Regions from separate parts of the Mus musculus genome. Here all the other regions are linked to region 3. The links are chromatin loops, found by intact Hi-C in ENCODE. Cell type or tissue: left cerebral cortex. All regions are shown on one strand.

Region 1 (8,000 bases), 270 kb after region 3:
TTAAATTTGTAAACTTGGTTTTAAAAAGGTCTGAGGGGAATTTAATTACCAGGATGGTTGATGAGGCTTTCCTGGCCAGAGTTTGGTCAAACATGCAACAAGGGCCCCTTGGAATGTGATTTGAAAATTCCCAGATGTATGATAAATAAATAAATAAATAAATACTCCTAAGTTGAACTTATTTAAGGAAAATGAAGTACCTCTGAAAAGTAATCTTGGCGGAGTCTATATTTTCTTGAGAAGTTGGTTATTTCTTTTTTTTTTTTTTTTTTTTTTAAAGATTTATTTGTTTATTTATTTATTTATTTATTTACTTATTATATGTAAGTACACTGTAGCTGTCTTCAGACACACCAGAAGAGGGCATCAGATCTCATTACGGGTGGTTGTGAGCCACCATGTGGTTGCTGGGATTTGAACTTCGGATCTTCGGAAGAGCAGTCGGGTGCTCTTACCCACTGAGCCATCTCACCAGCCCGAGAAGTTGGTTATTTCATATGTGCATGTGTGTGTGCGCATGCGCGTGCACTTTGTGTGTGTTTGTGTGTGTGCATGCACGTGCGCATGTGCGAGTGCTGGTGTGTTTGTGTGCATGCGTGTCTGTGATTGTGTGCGTGTGCATGTGTGTGTAAGTGTGTGTGTGTGTGTGTGTGTGGTATGTGTGTGCATGCACGTACGTGTGTATAAGCACACACATGCACATGTTTGTGCTCAGCAGCTTCCTGGGAGGAAAAAAAAATGCCTGATTGGGCAGCAGTCAACACCAGACTGGTGGCCAGAACAAGGTAGAGCTGAGATGGCGACTTTGATTTTGTGGCCCCCTCTTTCCTGGTCTCCATCTCGTACATTCTTTACCAGCAAGAGTTGAATTAGCAGGCTGGAGAGATGGCTCAGCAGTTAAGAGCACCGACTGCTCTTCTAGAGATCCTGAGTTCAATTCCCAACCATCTGTAATGGGCTCCGATGCCATCTTCTGGTGTGTCTGAAGACAGCTAGAGTGTACTTCCAGACAGGAACTGAAATCTGAGACAGTCCAGAGTACTCCGGTCCTTCTGCTCTGAGGAAGACCCTTTGTGGCTTAATGGACACGCATCTCTGTGACCATCAGTGACAGTGGGAAGGGATGGGACAGGTCGTACATACCTGCACAGAGGGGAGCCATACTGCTCTGGTGAATCTGGATTAGTAATGGTGCCCACTCTGGAGAAAGAGATCCATGAGCCATTCCCTGGATCTGACTTCTATAATAGCTGCTCAGCTCCTTAGGGAACCTGGGTGTCATTAGAAATAAGATTTATCGCCAAGAAATCCCATGGGCTGCTGGGAGCCGAGATCAATAGCAAGCATCTAGATAGTTCAATAGACAGAAAGAAAAAAAGGCGCAAAAAGGAGGGCTCCCAGGGGGAAGCCAGCGACTTCTGTAAGGTTAACTCGATTATAGGCACTGCTGGAAAGTCAAGTGGCTACTTCCTCACCTGAAGCAGCTCCAAAACTTAGCATGGGGAGCCAGAGGCCACTCCAGCTGCTCTGGTGACATCCTCGGCCAGGGCTCCTATAACTTTAGTTTTCTTTTAAGCCTACTTTTAATGATGGTTCTTAAATGCTTTAACCTCCCTTCTAGCCCATCATCTGCCAGAGGCAGCAGAAAAGAAAGGGTATTGGGTGTGTGGGGGGAGTAGACCTGTTTAGAAATGGTTCTTTGGAGCAAATCCCATCTGCATTGTAAGGAAATCAGTATTCACTTCACAGGTCAGCAGCAGCAGTTTGATCCACTCGCATACACTTCACGGATACACCAGCAGTCCAGTTTGGTAGAGTTGGGTTAACAAACACGAATTAGCAGTGGCAACAGCACTACCTAGCAAAACAGCCAGACCTCAGTCTCTGCCCAAGTCATCAGGAGGGACCAGAGCCAACAGGAATGCCAGGAAAAGTTCTGGCTGAGCGTCTCAGAGAAGTGAAGATCAGAGAAGACATGAGACCAGCAGACATTGTCCAGCTAGCTCTACAGGCCAGCCAAGCTCAGCCTCCATTATAGTCTGTTGGAATCTCTTGATGCTCCCTCCAAACATCACGGGGTCTCCACGGGTCCTCCCTATGTCTTGCCTCAGTACGTGAGTCTGTCTTAGCTGACATCACTCTGCCAATCAGCCTGAGTCCATGGAAGCAACAAGAAACCGCAGCACACCACCAGAAGTTTTTTTTTTTTTTTTTTTTTTTTTTTTTTTTTTTTTTTTTTTTTTTTTTTTTGCTGCATTTCTCTCTATGGAGTCCCGACAAATACAGCTCAATTTTGCAATGTAAGGTGAACCAATACATGTGTGCCGTTAGCAAAGAATCCTTCATCATGTGTCCTCTTACGTGCTTGCTTTAGCAGAACATCCTTTCCTCTGTGTCTGCTTCAGCGAAACATTCCTTCATGTGTTTGCCCCAGCAAAACAAAAAACAACAACAAAAAACCCAAAAAACAACAGCAACAACAACAACAAAAAAAAACACCATCCAACACGACAGAGTTTTCAAAGAACCCTTAAGTTTCCATTTCAGGCTCCAGCCCCAGCTCCTGCCCTGATACCCACATGCCTGCCCAAGGCTCCTGGAGGTGGAAGCTCCTGCTTGCAGCAGCCACGATTTCACTTTGCAGATTAAGTAAGAAGAGTCATTGTGGCCAGGGTTGGATTGGACGCCCCTGGTGCACCTGACAGAAAGATGAAAGAACCCTAGCAATCTTCCCCAACCACCTTTTCCTCCTAAATGGAGAGGGGAGGGGGAAAGAAAGGGACTGTTTTCTCAAAAATGTCTGAGTAAAGCAGATGTTGCTGTGAAGTGGATGTTGCTGCTGCACCTTCCCCACACACGCCATCCTGCACTTCCTGTAAGTCAGAGTGATGAAGAGAACTACAGGGGGCCGACTGACTTTCAAAGCCTAGCGTCACCTCTAAGGCCCTGTGCCTACAGAAAACCTTCAGATTCGTCTTTGCTTAAGGGCAGGAGACTCAAATCCAGCAAAGAAGAGAAGCCAGAGCCCTGTTTGCTTCAAAAACACAAGGGTTCATGTTACCCTGGATCCAGGCTTGGCTCAGCGCGCCATCTAGTGGCAATACTGGAGAGCTGCAGGTTGGATCAGGTAGTGGGTCAGAGCCACCTCCCATCAGAGCACACTTTCATCAGACCTTCATCTCTGTGGGGCCCTCCTCTATCAGACCTTTCCTCCATCACATCTTCCCCCATTAGACCTTCTACCTCCCACAGACCTCTTTTAACAGCCTCTCCACCTCCAACAGGTTTCCTTCTCCAACAGCCCTTCCTCCACCACACCCTCTAGCACAAACAGACCCTCCTCCATCAGACCCGGACCTCAATCCGATTTCTGTTGTGTCTCATTTCACACCCAGACAGATTCTGTGTCAGGAAGATCAGGGCCAAGGTAAGGCCTTCCAGGGGCCCAGGCAGAACCACAGCAGGAAAAGGATGACCACTCTGTGGAACATCTGGACTTCCCAGGTATATTCTGAAACCCACGAGGTCCCCCGTCCCCACCCTGTTCCTCAGGAGGTAGAGGTAGACTTTACAATGGATCAGTTGTTCCATTTGACAGTGGATGGGTTTGGTTCTAATTCTGGTTCCTTGACATACTTTATAAAACTTGCCTAACTGATAAGTTCAGATCCTGAGCTATAAAGTGAGAGTCACCCCCCAGAGGCCATGGTGAGCGCTCTGTGAGGAAATGTCTGCCATCCTCCTCCACCAACAGGAGACATGACTATCTATGGACTGGAGTCTCCAGAACCCTGAAGTTTGTCCTCACAGCTGGCACAGCCTGTCATTGAGACTGTGTGACTGAGGCGAAGTGTGAGAGAGCTGCCTGGTCTTGGGCTCAGTACCTGGGTTTTCTGAGATTTTATTTTTCTCAATAATAGTCAGTGGAAGATGCCAGGCTGATGTCAGAAGAGATAGATGACACAGAGGTGGGGTTGGGGGGTGGGGAGCCCCACCTCAGCATCTCCCTGGAGTGTCTGGCAAAGAATCAGTGCCCAGGGATGGCCTGCTACATGAACTGAACCACACGGGAGGAAGCAACATGGCAAACCACTTCAGTGCCAGGAAAAATTTATTGCTCAAAGGTGGCTAGCCACACAGACTCCCGGTTGTCATTCTTACCCGCAAGAATATGCAAAAAATCGAAAGACTCGTTTCCCCCAGATGATCTGTATAAGTGACAGTCACATTCAACATAAGCAAGCACATTAATTAAATGCTACAACCCTGTTATGCTTTTATATTCCCTAGGGAGAACACTATTGTCTCAGGTGATAACTATGTAACCAATGGCCATCTTTCAAATCAACAAAGTAGAGGACCTGTTAGCATGGTACGCACCTCCCCCACCTCTTCCCTGATTCCTTGTGATAGAGTGGGGGGAAAAAATCACACCTTCTCTCCATGGAATTACATGAAAAATGTCCATGGATGTGCTGGGAAACATGCAAGAGGTGTTACATACACATCATATGACTGCGACTCGTTAGAAAGCGTTCCGGTTTCACCTAGGTTGTCCTGAGTCACTGCCAGGCAACTATGAGACTCATGCTGATAAGGAGAGCTGAGTTAGTGTTTGTTCATGGAAAACCACCCTCGGAGAGTTTATCGGAGGGATCCATTCGTGAACGAGCATCATGGGAAATGTCTGTGAGGATGTCATTGTCAGAGAACAGGAGTCACAGAGCAGCTTGGATGTCAAAGCTTGGAAGGCTGTGGTAAGTGGGGCCATGTTTGTGCTGGGTTTGAGGATGAAGGCCACTCCAGGGCTCTGCCCACAGCTTCAGCAGGCCCATCACCAGCCTGGTGGGTGGTACTCTGTGTCTTCAGGATCTTGGGGGCAGACAGAGGTTTGCTGTCATCGAAGGGTCTCGTCCTCAAGTGCTGGCACGGCACTATACAGAGTTGGACTCCCGTCAATGTTCGATGAATTAGCCACTGGATGTTATTTACAGGGTGCTCTGTGTGAGGAAGGCAGTTACAGGATCAGTCCACAGGAGGGAAAGGAGTTCACAGAGGGGGCCCTCCATGTCCTCAGACTCTGCAGCCATAGATCCACCAATCAGAAATTAAAGCGCTTTTTTTTAAATGGAAGCTGGAGAGTTGACTCAGTGGTTAAGAGCACTCACTTTCCTTGTAAAGGACCTGGGTTCAATTCCCAGCACCCACATGGAAGCTCACCACTTCCCCAGGCACCAGGCATGTGTGCAGATGGAGCATTCATATGGATAAAATAAATCTTAAAAACAAAACAAACCAAAAGCAAGTGTCCCTGAATCTGGTGAGTTAGCTCAGCGGGTAAAGGCACTTGTCACTAAGCCCGATGACTGGAGTTCAATCCCTGGACCCCGCATGGTGGAAGGAGAAAAACCGATTCCTGCATATGGTCTTCTGATCCCCACTCCCCTGACACACACACACAGCATTCAAATAAATGAATAAAAAAGAATCTTAAGTTGTCTGCTCCAAACACAGGCAGACTTTTCTGGTGATTTTGTAGCATGGCCACTGGGTGAGGTCTCTTACTTCAGCAAGAGGTAGTTTGAAGCATCTAGGGGGAAGTGTGTGGTCTATATGCAGACACTGCCCTCTGTGGGAGCAAACTAGACTCCCCTAAACACCAGAGTGACTGACAACTTCACAACCGAAGACCTTCAATTTAACTCATCAATGCTGGCCAGAGCATTGTGGTGGCACAATGGACCCAGCTGGATTCCTGTGTCATGAAGGACTGTCCCAGAGGACATAGGAGATGAGGCTGGAAGCCATCTTTGGGTACCAGGGTCACTGTACCACCGCTGGCTACCTGAGACCATGGTGTAAATGGCAGAACTCTTTGCTGACCTACAAATGGTCCCTGCTCCCTTTCTGACAGTTCTCAGCCACTCTGGGGGAAGGAGAGGTTTGTCAGTTACAGATCTACCCCATTTGCCAAGCCCACTCTGCCATCTCCAGGGACAATAGAGGCAGGACGTGGCATCAGACATGCTCACTCTTACCCATCTCCTGGTCAGTTGGGTCTTCTATTGAGAGAACACCTGGTAGCTGAAGTCGTCGGTCTGGATCCGAAGATTGTATTTCTGCCTTACTCTCTGGTAACGCAAGATCAGAAGGGTTGTGGCCCCTGCCACTACCAGAAGTGCAGCTGCCGCTAGGAGAATGATGTAACCGGTCCCCAGGACTGGCTTTGTACATGCCTGTGCACCTGTGGGTGAGATAGGTACCAGGGTAAGAGAGGTTTCAGGGTAAGAGAGGTGTCAGGGTCAGGGGAATTATGCATCTATGGTTGGCACCTGGCCCAGAAAGTGCGAAGCAAAAGATTGTGGGGGTGGGGGTGGGGGTGGGGGTAGGGGTAGATGGGTGGGGGTGGGGGTAGGGGTAGATGGGTGGGGGTGGGGGTAGGGGTAGATGGGTGGGGTGCAGGGGATCTAAGGTGCTCAATCCCAATTTCTGAGCAGCTTGCTTGGAATTTGGTTTGAGGCCCTCAAGGCAAAGGCCTGCATGTATGTGCGGATCAGCAAGGGAGGCACGGGACCCCCATCCAACGAGAGCAGCTCAGCATGCAAGGGTCTACCCAGAGGTAGAGCTCTGTGGTCCCCTCGCAGCTAGAGAGCCAGTCAGCTCCTCATGGGGAAACATGGGGGTTGGGGTACGGAGTGTGTATGGGGTTACCACCCACATCAGAGGCCAGGACCTGCCCCAAGCCAGATTAACAGCCAAGTCCGGGAGATTGTAGACCCCAGAGAATGGAGGGGGGGGGGATCTTTTAATGGTTGTTTGAATGCCACGATCAGAACAGTGTAGTCAGAAGGAGTGAAACATGGCCCCAACATCCATCAGTATGCGAATGGACGGGCCAGCTGTGACCAGGATACACAACGGACTGGTTTGTTCGGTTTTACCCATTCGGTTGGTTTTTTGAGATACAGCCTCACATTGTAGCACAAGCTGGCCTGGGATATCACTGTATAACATCAGTCTCAGCAATCCTCCTGCCTTGGTCATCCATGTGATAGGGCTATGGGCAAGAGCCCCATTGTGTCCAGCTTATACAATGGAATATTATCAAGCCACCAAAAGGAGCTCTGATGTCACACTGCCATGTAGGAGAGTGTGTAAGGGAGTCACAGAGGGACCATGGTTAGTGAGACCCATTCATAAGAACTCTCTGGAACAGGCAAAGCAGAGATAGGCAGAAGGCTGTTAGTGCTGGAGCCCAAGGAAGAGGCGGATGTGGGACAGGATGGATACTCCCATCCTGTCAGGGCTGGGAGAGACAGCTCAGGGGGAAAGAGCCCTTGCTGAAAAAGCATAAGGGCCCGAATTCAAATTCCCAGGACCCAAATAAAGGCTACAGACCTGGACTCCTAGTACTGTAGGGGTGGAGGCAGGAGGATGGCTGGGACGGGCTGCCCTCAAAGCTCTAGGAGCAGTGAGTGACCTTGCCTCAAGAGACTAAGGTAGAGAGTGACAGAGAAGGACATTAATGTCCTCATTTGGAGACACACACACATGCCTCACATTGTAGAAAAAAAGATTTAAGCCTCCAGCCAGCCCCTGGCCTGCCCTCCAGTGGCCTGGCCCCATAAATGCTTTGTGTCTGAGAGGGACACATTATCGAGGTCATCAATAACAGAGATCACAGATGGACCCCAGCTATGCTCACCCTTCCCATCCCCTCCACCTTTAGTACACCTGAAAGGCCCGACTAAGAAAGAGCCTGGGAAGCCTCTAGCACTCAAATTCCATTTCCCTTCCCCATGGGACTTCTAGGCCCTACAGTGGACACTGTGCTGTCTTCTAGGAGGTGGCCTGAGAGGTGTTGCTATCAGCACAGTTGCCCAAGGTGGTCCTGAGGTTCCCTTTGGGCCATTTAGACAAAGAGCTTCAAACAGGCAACATTGTTGCCTGGACATGCTGGGGTGGGATACCACCCCACTAGCTGCAACTATGTAACTTTC
Region 2 (8,000 bases), 150 kb after region 3:
TCAGGCGATCACTGATAACTAACGTCTGCCCTTACAGCACAGAGCTGGGGCACATACTTCTGATGGCTGTGCTTCAGACCAGGGCATCAGTGTTTATTACCGAAGCTTATTTATTCTGCTCGCTGTGCCCCTGCAATGGCTACTCTCTGTCTTGTGAGGCACTAGGGAGGTGAGCAGGAAGAAGCCCCACCTTCCCCCAGTAGAAGAGGCACAGGGCAGAGAGAAACTCAAGGACAACCGGGCCAAAAGTTCTGCCTAGGGAAGGAAGCCACGGTGGCGTGAAGTGTGGGCTTTGACCAGCAACAGTGGGGCGAATCCAACTGGCCCCAGTGTTAAAAGCCTGTGAAGTTTGCTATACAAGATAGTCATAACCGTAATAACTAGCAGCAGCACACTGGTCTCCAGTTCACCACGGGGCTCTACCACACACCCTGCCACCGATATGTCTTGCCTGAGTCTATGGAGTCTAGTTACCTTCTGAAACTTCCAGCCCAGGGAATTTTCCAGGTTATAAAACTCCTATATATTTTTTTTATGCATTGTGGCAAATGCATTCAGTGAGTAGTCACGTCTAATTGCTGTTCACACTAGTGGTCAATAGAATTGAAAAGAAAGCCCAACTTGGCCATTTCCATTCATCAACCCCAGTGGTAGCACAAGGTGGTGTGCAGGAATGGTCCCTTCCCCTCTAAACAAAGGTGAGCGAACTACGCCCCAACTGCTGTCTGCAGATGCTCCTTGAACAGGATGCTTCTGGTTTGGGTCTCTTCCAGCATCTAGCTCTGTGTCTTGGCACCCTGGATCGTCCCATGCCCCATGCCTTAGAGGCGTTTCTTGTCGCTTTCCTTTTCTTAGCCATCACGCTGCTTCCACTTCTGCTCAAAGCCTCCTCTGCCTCTGCCCGATGAAGTGATCTGCTAGTCCCAGGGTTGCAGAGCACCCTTTAACCCACTGCGCATGCGTGAAATAGACACCTCGCTCGCTCAGTCCTTCCCAATAGGTCGAGCTGACATAGGGCAGTGACTTTGCAGGGTAATTCCCGCCTGGGGTTGGAATTTAGCATGCCCTTCCACAGCCAGCATTTTTATCAACAGTGGCCACTGGTTCTGTTCGTTCTGTTCGTATCTTCCGAGGCACCTGGTTGGAGGCTGTGATGACTAATAAATATTGACTGTTCTTCGTTCAATAGTATTTCTGGCTGTAGGAGGGAACTTAGCAAATATTAACTCTCTGGTAACCACCACCACCCCCAGCCCCCCGAAAGATGTTTAAAAACAAGTTGGCCACAAGGGCTCTGGGCATGTGGCTAATCTGTGACGGACCTTGATGTTGTGGTGTGGGAATTGGTGTTTGCTGCTAAGCCCAAAGACCTAAAGTCCAGGACCCCACATGGCAGAAGGAAAGAACCAACTCTCCTGAGTTGTTAGTGGCCCACCACGTGCACCCTGTGTACACACACACCCACACAAACACACAAACACAAATACACATAAGAACACACACACACAAAGTAACTAAATGTAGTAACATTTTTTACAAAGAAGAAATGTCATTTATGGTATATACCCATAGTGCTATGTTCTCCAATGGCTGGCAGCCAAGTTAGCATTTTGTGGGGAGGGGTGTTGTATATATGTTATTACTGACCCAACCAATTCACTCTTTTTTTTTAACATCCCCCCCCCCGCCCCAATTCACTCTTGTAGAGCAGATAGAAAGCAAATCTAATCCCCAATTTAAATAAGACCTGGTAAGTTTGCCCAAGCTTTAAAAAAAAACAAAAACAAAAACAAAAAACCAACTCCCTCTGGTAGAATGGATAGCTATGTCAGCGTAAGTACTCACCAGAGTACAGCCAGTGATCCTTCCAGACCCTGCTTGTCTCTCCTTCAGCAGCTTAAGAGTTGTACCTGCTTTTTTAAAAACCCGTTTTCCTCAGAATCCACTGGGGGAATGGAACACTTTTCTTTTTGTTTCTTGGCCAGGAATTGCCTGACTCTCCAAGTCAGGCATATGTTGCACAATGGCCAAGGAAGGGGAAATTTAGGCTTCTTCATGCCAAAGTCACCATAAACACGTGGATGACATGGCACAGGACACGCACTGGGAAAGACACACTCATTTACAGCAGAGATACATAGTAGCATGGCCGCAGGAGATGCTGGTAGACTTGAAAATGTCCTGGTCAAGCAATGTTACCATGGTGGGCTGCTTGTATTGAGAGTTCCACTAAGTTCCACTCAGATCACATAGGAGTGTGAGCCTCAAATATGTGTGCCTGGGTGAGATAGGAAGATAACAGTGGTCTTGGAGTCCATTTCGTCCACCCTGCTATGATCTGTCAAGATGTGCCTGACAGAAAAAAAATTCTGTCTGTTTACCTATCTATCTACCCACCTACCCACCTATCTACATATCTCATTTATCTATCTATCTATCTATCTATCTATCTATCTATCTATCTATCTATCTATCATCTATCTATCTATCTATCTATCTACCTACCTACCTACCTACCTACCTATCTATCTATCTATCTATCTCTCCCTCCTCCTAAAAGGCTCCAAACAATACATTGCTGTATTCCATCTTGCAAAATAATTGACAGAGATTTTTCTCTCCCCTTTCTTGGCCTCCCTTGACATTAGTTTCTGTGAGTATAAAGTTGCAGAAGCTGTCCCTCTGAATATTGTGTTCCTTTGGATTTTAACAACTATCTCAATAAATGTACAAAACACTTTGTCTCAAAGCTTGGAAAGGACCGGTGTTAATTCCATTCTCTCCTGCCCAGCTGTTATGCCTTGAGCGAGGAGCCCTTCCTGAGCTCTGCTTCTACTTAAATCAAAGTTGCCTCTTGTGTTGGGTGCTTATGGCCCACAGAGAAACAACTCACGGAAGCTGAGAAAAGACCATCCCATCCAGGATGGCTTGCTTAGCTGGTGCTGGTTCAAACGTCTAACGTCTGGTACCAGGCAGTTTCTTTTAAGCATATTTAAGCATAGCACAATTTTGGAAAACTGTTTCCTGATGCCAATGAACTCAGACCTGTGTACAGGATCTGAAAGTCTTTACAAAGTAAGTATGACATCATTTATAGAAAAATGGCATCTTATGACTGAGACACAATGTTAAAGACACAGGTCTAAGGATACGTGGATGTTTGGAGGAAGCAGACACCATGCCTGGTTCAGGGATGCCCCTGTCTTTCAGGGACAAATGTGAATGTGTCATATTACTAACTGCAGAGAGTGATTCCCACATAGAGCCAAGTCTCCAGTCTTGAGTGCTAAGAGAGTAGCCACCCACCACTGTCAGGGGAACATCGGACAGGCTCTGGTGTTCTGGGAAAATAGTTTCAAGCTTTAAAAAGAGTCAGAGCCGCATCTTTGACTTCCTCCAAACATCCACATCTAGATCCTGATGACTCAGAAGAGTCTGGGAGGCAAGAGAGGAATTCACAAGGAGGGAGGGAGGACCACGCCTAGCACAGATGGACAACGGGTGACAGGTGGCCAGCAGGAATTCCTGGCAACAAGCCCTGGTTTTTGCCTTCCTCCTCTACCTAACTGCTGCCTCAGATAACAGAGACTGATAACTTGAGAAAAGGGCGAGGTGAAACCATGTCTGGCCTTCACCTGCGCCAAGGCTGGGATGCTCGTGAGTGTCACCGAGCAGGCAGTACCACTGCCATACCCGTGTGACCCTCTGTCATCTAGTGGCCGTGACTCAAGACCCACTCGGAATTCACTTTGTCCTGATGATTCTTTCATCATATGTTGCAGTTCCTGTCTTCGGCTCTTTACTCCTCCCCAGGCTCTGACCTCAGGTGTCATGAGATCCCAGTATCTTCAGGCTGACTGCCTGGTCTATGATCCAGGCTATGTTTACTCTGATAAGGCCCTTCTCAGGCTGAATCTCTGATGCTAGAACCAGCCTGCAGGCTCGGACATGCCCGTCAGACCCTGCACACAGACCTGGCCTCCGCTGGCCAGTCTGTGAGGGATGGTTTCTGGGCATCCATTTGGGTACCCACTTTTATACTTGTCCAATGTGGAAGCCATTTTGTGCTGAGAACCAGAGAGAACCAGAGGGTTCTCAGGTGGTCTCTGTACAATCTAATGAGATGCCACAATGCCAGGCAGTGAGGACCAGGCAAGGCAGACCACCAGCTATCTTCTGGGAGGTGGGACGCACTGAACTAACTAATGGCTGCTAGCCCCTGCTGCTGCAGTAATGTTAGCATGCACTCTGTCAGCCCACAGCTTCTCCCTTCAGAAGCCAGGTCTATTCACCCCAGCCTCATCCACACAAGCTGCTGGAGGCTGGTTTCCAGTGTAGACCATTTACTGGGAGTAAGGCCAGGCAGACTCGGTAAAGATGAAGATCTGTATCTGTTTGGGTTAAAAATCTGTGTGGGAGGGTGGTTAGGAGCACTGGCTGCTCTTCCAGCAGACCCTGACTCAATCCGAGCAACCACACAGTGGCTCCCAACTGTCTGTAACTCCAGATCTAGAGGATCTGATGTCTTTTCTGACTCTGCATGCTCATGCACACATGTGGTACACGCAGGTACCTGTACACACACACACACACACACACACACACACACACAATTAAGCAAGTAAATTTTTAAAAATCTGCTCAGGTCTAGAAACCAGAGGTACTGAAAATAGATGTCTCTGAATGGAAGGGGGGACTTTATATTTTTTTATTTAAAAAAACAAATATATTAGTATCTTTATATATTTATATGTATTTAAATTATATATTTTCAAATATATAATTTATATATTATTTTTAGTAAAATATATTTTATTATAGTAATAAAATCTATTTTGTTTTAATAAATATATAAATATATTTATTAAGTATATTTCATTAAAATATATCGAATAAATATTTCAGCTATTAAAGTGTAGCTAATGATAAAAAAAAAATGGCTTTTCTGGAGAAAGTGCAAAGCTAGAGTTTCCACCTTCACAAGTGACAGACGAGATTGGTGGTGATGTGGACAAAGTAACCCAGGGTCTTCTTCATTGTTCTCGGTGAGGTGGTTGAGACTAAATGTCCCTGCCTAGCCTGTGGCTCTGTCCAGCCAGTGGCCTTGCCTTACAGCATCACAGAGTCTGCTTCTAGACTAGGTGTACACATTGATTGACAGATCTGCCATGGCTGTCCCCACCTCTTCCTGGTCCTTGTTTTCCTCCCTAGCCCTCTCCCCTCCCTCCCTGCCCCCTCCCTGTGTCCCCAACTTAGGACTGGGGAGGAGTCTTCTGAAATCTCACAGGAGAGAGAGAGTCCAGAGTCCACAGAACCCAGCAAACACATGGCTATAAAAGGGCCGTCCTTGTGACCTTGCACATCCTGTGCAGTGGTCCTGAAGCTTGCCTGCTGCCATGGAGACCAGAGCCCTCTGGCTAATGCTGTTGGTGGTCCTGGTTGCTGGGTCCTCTGGGATAGCTGCAGATTACGTTGGCCTGTGTAAGTACCTAGCTGGTTCCCTCTGTCCTAGGCTGGGACCTCTGTGAGGGACACAGAAGACCTAGGCTCACAGAGCATTCTGTGAGCTTGAAAGCAGGGATGTACCTTGTACATCGATTTAATAATGAATCACCACTGAAGAGGTACATGGTTTCTTGAGGCAGTTCTACAGAGAGGCTCTTTCTGATCCACTTCAGAGACAAGTAAATGGAGGCTCAGAGAGAGTTGACATACTCGGGACGGCTCTCCTCAGAATCTGCAGCGGGGTTGGAACCAGGGCTGGGGCTCATCCTGTCTCATTTCTTTCTTTGCCAGAGATTTCTGAGCACACACTGAGCATCCTGGCAAGTTACCAGAACCAAAGGTGTAGAGAAAAAGAAAAGAAACAGTTGAGAAAGCAATAGCTCAAGACGGTTTATAGAAACCCTTGGGCACTTGGTCAGAGTGTTAGGTGAGAAGTACTCTGAGCCATTGGGTAGGACCGTCACCAGGTCACCCCTGACCAAGGTGAAGACAAGAGGTCCCCTGGCAGGCTTTGGAACCCTGCTGCCCAGGGCCATGCCACCTACATAAAAGCCCCTGGGAGCTGGAGCTGGGTTGAAGTTTTGAAAGGTTCCTAGCTCCCTCCCCTCCCCCCTCCCATCTCATGGGAGGCACGATGTAGTATCCGCTTCGGTGGGGGAGATAGAGAAGTTTGTTGGGTTTCCACTTAAGGGAAATCAGTTAGCTGATCACGTATGGAGAAGCAATGCAGTCTTCCTGAATCCAGGGGCCCTGCCAGCTGTTGGGTATCTAGACCTGCTTTTGATCTCCTGACCCAGTGAGGGACACTGGGCAAATGGACAGAATCCTTGGGTTAGCACTCAGCAGTGGATGCATATTATAGAAATTACTTAATTTTGACCTGGGGTTTCTACTCTGCCTTGACCATTTAGTTCCAGGATAAAAAAACACACACACAACCTTTATATTTACAATAAGCGTTAAATAGCACAAGAGCTGGGCAGATACTTAGCCTCTATGCTATAGAATCTACTTTCCTACCAATAACCCGAGTTATTACTCACTATGTTTCATCTAGGCTGCTCTTAACTCCTATTGGCTAGTCTTTAGGACTCACCTACCCTGTGGTGGCTTCTCTTTCTCCTCTTGCACACTCTTCTTCCTCGTGGTCCCAATCCGACCCCCAAACCCTGGAAACCTAAAACCTACCTATGTCTCTTGACTAGTGACACCTTTATTTACCAATCAGAAATAACTTGGAGCCAGGGTGTACATGCAGACTCTCATCTCTGGGATGACCAGGTCTTGGGGGAGAAGGGGTTATGTTTAGCATTACAATAAATCTCAAAAGACCAAATCTCTAAGGATACAAACCACAGCTATACTTCTAAATTGATGAGTGAACACGGAGTTCAAGGTCAGCCTGGGCTACATGAGAGACTGTCTCTCTCACACACAAAAATATCCTTAGCCAAGTTTGAGTGTCTATGGCCATGAAACTGCCCCTTCCACCACAAAAGTGGTTGCAAGAGCTTTTTAAACAAACCAAAGGTGGTCATACGTTAAGGCATTTCCCAAGTACTCTGATGGGGGTGTCAGGGCAGGGCATCGGGGCTCTGCTACGTGAGTTGGATGTTTCTGGTGGCATTCTTAGCTATGGAGTTGATGGCAGCTAAGGGTCTGTTAAGGCTGCATGTTCCAAAGGTTACACCTGATGGCCAAGGGATGTTAGAGATGCAGTGAAGGGTGTTAATGGAGGGAACTAAGGACAGCCAGGATGATTTGGGTTCCACATTCCCACCCTCCACTGTCAGGGAGATCTCCAGGAAGCGTCATTTCCCAATAGACTGCTTTCCTTTAGACATGCCCCCATGTCATTCCTCTGAACCCAGGGGGGATGGTTGAGGGTGTGCCACAAGAAGCAAGACAATACCCCAAACTAGTAGTCTGGCAGCTGATTGTGTTTCATTTGGACAGCTCCAAGCCAATGTATGGTGCCGGCAAATGTCAGAGTGGACTGTGGCTACCCCTCTGTCACATCGGAGCAGTGTAACAACCGTGGCTGCTGCTTTGACTCCAGTATCCCAAATGTGCCCTGGTGCTTCAAACCTCTGCAGGAGACAGGTAAGGCCAGCCGGTGGTGCCCAGGGTGGCCCTGCCCTTCCATGTGGCTGAGCCCCAGCGGGACAATAGTATCACCAGTATTCCTTGGTGACACCTCATATCAGGGGTGTTGTGCCCAGGGCAGCTGGTGGCAGTGGCTGGCACTTTCTACAAAATACATAACTGTGTTCTGAGGGCCAGGGTGATGACACAGGGTCAGTGAGATGCTTCTCACATAAGCATGAGGACGTGAGTTTGATTCACAAAACCATGTCAAAAAAGCCAGGTGTGGTGGCCATGCTTGGACCCTCCTTGCTGGGGAGGCAGAGACAGGCAGATCCCTGGGGCTTGCTGGTCAGCTAGCCTAGCCTAATTGTCAAGTTCCCAACCAGTGAGAGATCCTGTTTGAGTAA
Region 3 (8,000 bases):
AGGACATCCAGGGCTACACAGAGAAACCCTGCCTCAAAAAACAAAACAAAAGAAAAAACAAAAAACAAAACCCAAAACAAACAAACAAACAAACAAAAAACCAAACCTGTAATTTCAGGGCCTTGAATGTTAATTGCTTGTGACTTGTGTATTCAGTCAGTGTTTGGGCCTGAGGATTCAGCCTTCTGGAGGAGGGATCCTGTTTGAGAAGAGAATAGGCACTGTGTGCTCTGGAAAGTCCACATTGGCTGAGCCCAGCAGCCATGCAGCACAGTAAGGGGACCAGGCTGCTGTGAGCATCATTGTATCTCTTTATCGCTTTTATCTTCCAGTTATTATAATAAACAACACTGACCAGGCATCATCTCTAACCCCACCCCTAACCCCGAAAGCTTATTAACTCTAGTTTAAGAAGAGGGAAACTGAGGCTGGAGAGTGGGGGAGTTCCTGAAGTTTGCTTCAAAGTAAAACCAGCAACAGGAGCCCAGACTTCTAAGGTGACCTTCAGTCGTTAATGTTTTCATCAAGTGCTGCTTAACTTTGTAGTCTGCTTCCTTCCCAATTGGAGCAGACTTTTAGATGAACTTAGATTAACAGGATAAGATGACTGTGTTTTCACTGCTTAAAGTGTTGCCTTTCAAAAGCAGCAGAGAGCACAGTAAATTGTTTTGAGTTCATATAAATTACAGTTTGCAAAACCACATAAGAGGCTGGATACAAACCTGGAGGATATAAACTCTGGATACAGAGTTTGGAGGCTGGAGGCAGAAAGATGAGGAGTTCGAGGTCAACTACAGAGCAAGATTTTGGTCAGCGTGGCTACCCTATCTCAAAAAACAAACAAACCAGACACTGTCTGATAACTCTTGTAACAGCCACAACGACCTACACTTGATTAATAGCGGGCAGCTTTCTTCATTTTTATCCTCATTTTAAACTATGATCATCGGGGGAGGGGAGGCTGGAGAAATGGCTCAGCAGTTAGGAACACTCCTGAGTTTGATTCCCAGCACCCACGTGGCCCTCACAACTGTCTGATGCTGTTCGGTGGTGTGCAGATGTACATGCAGACAAAAATCATATACATAAAATACATAAATAAATAAAATCTTAAAAAAAATACTAGGACCGACCAAGAGAGCCAAATACATACACTGGCTAATAGGTAATCTTTGGGAACCCTTCTCTCTACTAGGGACCCTCTGACTCTGTCCTTTTCCTCTCCTGAATACAGGTGATGGCTGCTGACTCCCTTGCCACAGAACTCAGAATAAACAGCCTTTGCTTGTTCTAGTTAGGATGGTTTAAGTTTCTCATAGAAATGTATATTCTGTTGTGATACTGAAAGATCCAACCCTCATCCTATTTCTATCTCAGCCTTCCCATGGTGGTCTTTTAGCTGTCTTCACATGGAGAAAGACGCAAGACCAGAGGACAAATCATGTGTCCTCTGATGGCTGGCAGAGGGCAGATTAATAGGAAGTGTGCTTCAGGGGGCCTCCCGTGTAACGGTCTGGATGCCCTGAAGAGATGTGCGGCCTCACGGCCTCATCGCTTTGCAAAGGCCTCACCTCAGCACCACTGGCATGGTTTGGAAGGGTTTCCCAAGGGCTCATATGCTAGGTCACTGACCTGTGGCACGAGTAGGGAATGAAGGAAGTCAGATCACTGGGACACGCTCTAAAAGGGGCTCCTGAGTCACTCATTCCCACGGTGACATGGTATGCAGAGGTGACAGATGTGACAGAGGTGACTGGATTTGAGGGTTTGAGTTTCTCCAGGACATTCTGTGCTGCGTGAGGACAGACCACACACTGGAACCCTGGTGCTAGAGCAGAGACTCTCAGGATAACGACTCATCTTTCAGTTCTAATGACATGGACCCATGGCTGTATCTACATACGCAGATTTCCTTGTCCTTTTTTGGAGATGGAAACTCTGTCGTGGGGGCAGATGCAGAGAAATTGAGAATTTTTCTCTCTCCACAGTTCAGGATAAGAATATTTAATTCATTTCCCCATGTCTCTGTATATACACTATGTTTTTGCTCTTAATGCAAGTAAGTATTCTGACCCAGAGGCAGACCTCATGACCAGGGTTCTCATCATGCTGACAGAAGTCTCAAAGTGGTAGAGCCAGTTACCCAGGACTAAAACCTCCATAACCATTAGCTAAGCTGTGGCCTTGTGTGATTTGCTCAGTGGTGGAAAAGCCGCTGGCATCTACCAACAGCACCTGGCATTCTGTAGGAGACATTTAAACCCCAGCTGCTGTGGGATGTAACAGGTCAAACTTACAGGGATGTTGGTCAGAGGGCACACTAGCTCATGTATAAAACCTAGTGAGGACAGTTTGGTTACCTACCATACATCACAGTGACAGTTTTACCTTGCCTTCCTGTTGCTATGGTAAAATAGCATGGACCAAAGCAACTCAGGGGCAGGGATGGCTTATTTGGCTTACGGGCTGAAGACCTAAGAGGAGCACTACCTACTGGCTCATGCCCTCTGGCTTGCTTACACATCCTAGAGATGGTGCCGCCCACAGTGGGCTGGGTTCTCCTCCACCAATGAGCAATACCCACCACAGACATTCTCACAGACCAGGACACAATTCCTCGATTGAGATCCCTTCTTCCCGAGTGTGTTGGGTTGACAACCAAAATTGTCACAGTGACAAGGACAGTTCACATGAAGTGTGAAGAGCAGATTCTAAAGGTTGCACCCAGGAGTGATTACAGTGGTCGTGTGGCTGTGGCTGTGGCTGTGGCTGTGGCTGTGGCTGTGGAAATCGGCACCTGGTATGTGTGTGTGTGTGTGTGTGTGTGTGTGTGTGTGTGTGAATTGGAACACTGCATACACATCAAGGCACATTAGCATTTTAAATTGTCTGTCCCAAGTTATGTTTTACGTTTTATTACACGGGGAGACAGCTCTTTAGCCAATCTTTGGGGAGGAAAAAAAAGTGTATTGGTGTGCTTTCAAGTGTGGGCAAGCAGGTATTCCAGGGAGCTGGTGGGCTAGAGCAGGCAGAAGCCAGAAGTAGGAACTAGAGGATTGGGCGGTTTGGTTTGTTTGCAATGTAGCTAGTGCAGGGAGGGGGGATCTTGAGGACATAGAGGGAGCCTGTGTGTGCTTGGGTTTCTGCACAGAGGAAAACTGTGAGACGGGTAGGAGGCCAGATACCGGGACAGAAAGTCTAGCTTAGCAGGAAGGTCTGAGCCTGGGATGACAGTATAGGGGTGGGAGGGGACCCAGAGGGGCCTTGCAGGGTAGAATGTGGCACTGGAGGGACCTATCTGTAAGAGACAGTCAGTGTGAATAAGTGGGTCTGAGTGGGTCTGTATGCGTGGCATGACAGGCTGGGCCTTTGAGAGGAAGCCCACAGGCACCAGAAGACAGAGCAGAATGAATGTGGGTTCTTTGCGAGAGAAAGCTCAAAAGTAACCTGAATTGGTTTGAGATGTTAAACCCTGACCCGGGTCAGTGAGCATGAGTTTGAGTGGTCAGAATTCATCGCTCCAGTGTATACGTGTTGACAGGAAACAGAAAAGACTCAAGAGTACACTCATCTAGAGACCACAAACATCTCAGTGTAGATGAGCCTGGGAGGGTCCTTGCATCCACGGGGGACCCAAGGGATTGAAAGGCAAGGCCTAGATTTGAGATACATCTCTCATCCTAATGGCGGGTCTGCTTTTTCAGGTGGTTCCTTGTAGAGCCCACAAACTAGACTACTAAGGACATTCCCCAGGCCAGTGACACTGCCCATGTTAGGAGGCCAGGTCTGCGTGGGTACCAAGTCTGCCAAGGCCCCGCCCACCCCCTCGTCCTGGGCGGCGATTGGCAGAAATGCCCTTCCAGTTGCTAGGACACTATTCCAGCTCTTGGCTCCTCCCACGCTTCTTTTGCAGCCGTTTTCCGCCACTCTTTCAGGCGGAGAGCCAAGTGGGGCGGGCAGTGTCTCCATGACGACGCGGGACGCGCGTGGGGGTGGCTGGTAACTGCTTGATAGAGACGTTGCTCCTGAGATCCTGTCTGAAACCAGATCATGTCGGACCTGGGCTCTGAGGAGTTAGAGGAGGAGGGAGAGAACGACCTTGGGGTGAGAGCTCTTGACCAGGGAGGGACTTCTGGAGTACGTCGCAGCTCCGGAGCGGGAGGCGTGGGGACCGAAGGGCCGAAAGGCCGGGGACAGAACCACGCCGGCCACACTGGCGGCGCTGAGTCCAGGAAGTCGCTTGAAAGGTGAAACGCCGTGACGTCTAGTTTCCACCCTCCTTCCCCGCTCCCATCCCGCCTCCCATTAAAGGCGAAGATTTCTAGGCAGAGGGTATGAGTTAAAGGGATAGAGAAGGTTGCCTCCTGACAACTCACCACTGTGCTGAGGTGGCCCGGGCTCTCAAGGTTTCACCATGTAGGTCTTGAATCAGTGTCTCTGAACCATCCCAAGTCATCGGGATCACTTCCCTAGTGTAGACAACAGAGGGAAGGCAAAGGACCCATAGCCAGGATGTGCTCTCATGGTGAGTGCATTGTGGGCCGGCTGTTTATCCTTAAATCCGAGAATGACCACGCCCTGGCTGACAAAGTGGGGACTAGGCCTGCTGTGTGTGAGCAAACGGGAGTTTGAGCATCAACTGAAGAGCCCAGCCCTATGCTCTGTAATGCAGTGTTGGTACCTGCTCAGACCTCTTTGCAGGCTTCCCTACTTAACTTCTTCATCCATGAGCAGGAGCAGCTTGGTCAGTGGGAAGATGCAGGAGTGCTTTGGAGTCCCTTGCTCCCAACACCAAGGAGCTAGTGCAAAAAAACAGGACTCTCTCAAGTGTGAAATCTAGACCTCATGGTCTCCGTGCTGGAGGCTGGTATTGCACCTGAAGTTTGCAACATGCGCCCTGGCTTAGCTGCCTCCTTTCCAATCTGACAGACCTGGTTTCTTAGGGTTCTCCTTCCATGGGGAAGATGGCTCTGTCAAGTAAAGTGCTTGCTGAGCCACATGGACCTGAGTTCAGATACCACTATCATGTAAAGAGCTAGCACAGGAGGATCCCTGGAGCTGGCTGGCCAGCCTACCTGAACGGGGGGGGGGGGGGGGGTGTCCAGCTTTCAGTGAGAGACCGGTTTCAAAATATAAGGTGGAGAGATTCGAGGAAGACATTGCATGTCAATCTCTGGTTTCTAGAGATGAGCATGAACGTTCACATGAGCAAACACCTACATGGTCATGGATATACCCACCTTACTGCACATCACACACACACACACACACACACACCACACATACACACACATACCCCATACCACACACACCACACACACACACACACCACACATACACACACATACCCCATACCACACACACACACCACACATACACACCATACCACACACCTCACACACACACAAACCACACCATACACCATCCACACACACTCTCTCATGAGAGACACAGAGGTCATTAATCTACCCTCTGCTTCTGCTCATACATATCTGATTTACACACAGTCTCGTCTTCCATCGGGGTTTCCGGTTTGTTCCCCGCCCGCTCCTACTGATTTGTAACATGTTTAAGCCTGTAGTCAAGACACCAAACCACCTTTAGGTGAACTTAAAGAATGTCTCTGTTAGTCACCCATACAGCTCAGTCAGTGTTAGGCATACTGGGAGGTCCCTGAGATGGCAGTAGGGATCCACTTCTGTGACTCAGCGTTGGCCATAATGGGAGACCTCCAAGATGGGAGCAGTGACTTTGTGCATTGTGGGTATTAGCTACCTTTCTATTGCTGTGATCAAGCACCATGGCTCATGGAAGGAAGGGTTTATTTGCACTTATGATTCCAGGGGGGTGAGAGTCTGTCCTGGTGAGGAAGCAGGCACAGGGGCAGACATGGCGACAGGAACAGGTAGCTGAGAGCTGACATCTTCAGATTCGAGCAGAGAGCACAAACAGGAAGTGGTATGAAACTACAAACACTCGGAAGTCCGTCCCTAGTGATGTGCTTCCTCCAGCAAGCCTCTACCTCCCAAAGGTTCAGCAGTCTCCCCAAACTACCACCAAACGGGGAATCAATGCAGAGATAGATACATGAGCTTATAGGGGGCGTCCTCACTCAAACCACCACACTGTTGTTTGGAACAACCCTGAGATCAAATTTGTAGGGTTAAACACTTATATTCTAGGCAGGAATTTCTGAGCTAAACTGCTCACGGGTTTGTTTATGAGGTTTCCCACGTGATGGCCTGTACCAACCCCGTGCATTATATTTTAATATGTAATAATATTTAATGTTATTGTCTATGTTGAAAGTATGTAGAGTGATGTTATAAGCTAGCCATGTTATGTCATTACTGAATGCTCTGGCCATTTTAGTATGTATTATATGTGCTACATCCATGTATTTTGAGCCAGAAAACATTCATCTTAAAAACTATAGGAAAAAAGGGGAGGATTGCAACCTTGTATCACTTTTTTATTCCCTTGATTTTAGGGTTGGGGCTCTGTGGCTCAGGTGTGGCCTTCAACCCCATGGCTCAAGTGATCCCACAATCCTGCTTCAGCCCCTACAAGTGGTACTCCTTGCAAAAGTTGTGTGTGTGTGTGTCTGTATCTGTGTTTCTCTGTATCTGTCTCTATTGCCCTCTGTCTCTGTCTCTCTACCTTTATGTGTGTGTATGTCAGTATGTGTATCTGTCTCTGCCTCTCTGTGTATGTATGTATGTTCTCTGTGTGTGCGTATATATGTGTGTTTTTCTCTCTTTCTCTCTCCTTCTCCCTTCTCCCTCCTCTCTCTCTCTCTCTGAGCCTGTGCGTGTGTGTGTGAAGGGGTGAAACCCAGGGTCTTACACACGCTAGGCAGTTTCACTAACACTGAGATCCATCTCCAGTCTAATCAGCTTACAAGATAGATTGATTCATAGCAATTTCAGATTGGTTTAGAAGTGGTTTATTTTTACATTTGGGTTTTTTAAAAAATATTAATTTTTAAAATTTTGGGTGTATGGGTTTTTTTCTTTTCTGCTTGTACATTTGTGTATCACATGCATTCAATGAATGAGGAGGCCAGGAGAGGTCATTGAAATCCCTGGAACTGGAGTTACAGATGGTTGTGAGCCACCATTTAGGTGCTGAGAACTGCACAGGGACCTTCTTCAAGACCAGCCAGCGCTCTTACCCACTGAGCCATCTTTCTAGTCTCTGGGTCAAGTTTGTCTACAGACAGCAGACAGACCAGGAAACCTATGAAGGGTATTTGCTCTTTAAGTCCTGAATGACTGGAGAAAGTGACTTGGGAGGTGTCTGTGCAGTCTAGGGACCTATTTTACCTGCGTGTGCTCTCTATGAGCATTCCTGTGACAACACAGTTCACAAAGTGTTTCCCGTATATTGGTTCATGTTTACAGTGTCAGGATTAGCATAATAAGTGACAGTCTCTCAGATGCTAAAGGGAGCGAGGCTCCCGCCATGGACACCCGCACTAAGTGTGAGATCATAGACCAGGGCTCTGGCCACCAGGCTTGGCTACCTGCTTCTCCAGCGCGCAACCTCAAAGGTGCATGCAGTGCCCAAGGTTGGAAGGCTTCAGTGGGACAATAGCTGTAAACTGCTTGCCATGGGCCTGGCAGGAACAAACAGCAGCCACAATTAGCTTGATTTCTTTTGCCCAGGAGTACGAAGGGGAGCGCAATGAGGTGGGAGAACGACACGGACATGGGAAAGCACGACTGCCCAACGGGGACACATATGAAGGAAGCTATGAGTTTGGAAAAAGACATGGCCAGGTCAGAAATGATGATGGAGGGAGTTGGTTTTCTCTATTAAATATCACTTTAGTACATGTGGGACTCAGGACTTACATGAACTGTTTGGTCAATGTGTTTCAGGGGACTTACAAATTTAAGAATGGGGCCCGGTACACCGGAGACTATGTCAAAAATAAAAAGCACGGCCAAGGCACCTTTATCTATCCAGATGGATCCAGATATGAAGGTACGAGGAAG

Evidence for each region. Peaks named below come from ENCODE experiments on the same cell type or tissue, not always from the same donor. Only the 100,000 strongest peaks of a DNase experiment are listed, where the experiment ranks them.
Region 1: a loop joins it to region 3, with 2.5 times the contacts of the local background. A loop is called at or near these places in 7 of 42 quality-filtered maps.
Region 2: it touches region 3 in a loop (2.6-fold over the local background); 6 of 42 quality-filtered maps call a loop at or near these places.

The regions. Positions count from the first base shown.
Region 1 is chr17:31,006,804-31,014,803 of GRCm38, reverse strand. It overlaps Umodl1 (uromodulin-like 1), which reads right to left. Exons shown (of 22, transcript NM_177465.4): 21 at 6,039-6,244; 22 at 4,094-5,000. The coding sequence ends at 6,063. Among named protein-coding and RNA genes, the nearest start is that of Abcg1, 47 kb to the left of the region's middle. In left cerebral cortex, CTCF peaks have their summits at 963 (motif pointing left) and 3,092 (motif pointing left); a DNase peak (open chromatin) is centred at 3,059.
Region 2 is chr17:31,126,973-31,134,972 of GRCm38, reverse strand. Tff3 (trefoil factor 3, intestinal) reads left to right here and starts at 5,362. Exons shown (of 3, transcript NM_011575.2): 1 at 5,362-5,481; 2 at 7,462-7,608. The coding sequence starts at 5,397. In left cerebral cortex, no CTCF peak of the experiment used is centred here; a DNase peak (open chromatin) is centred at 3,442.
Region 3 is chr17:31,273,306-31,281,305 of GRCm38, reverse strand. It overlaps Rsph1 (radial spoke head 1 homolog (Chlamydomonas)), which reads left to right and starts at 4,010. Exons shown (of 9, transcript NM_025290.4): 1 at 4,010-4,104; 2 at 7,668-7,781; 3 at 7,884-7,989. The coding sequence starts at 4,051. In left cerebral cortex, CTCF peaks have their summits at 3,984 and 4,206; DNase peaks (open chromatin) are centred at 3,085, 3,929, 4,239 and 4,529; H3K4me3 peaks cover 1,530 bases; H3K27ac peaks cover 1,760 bases.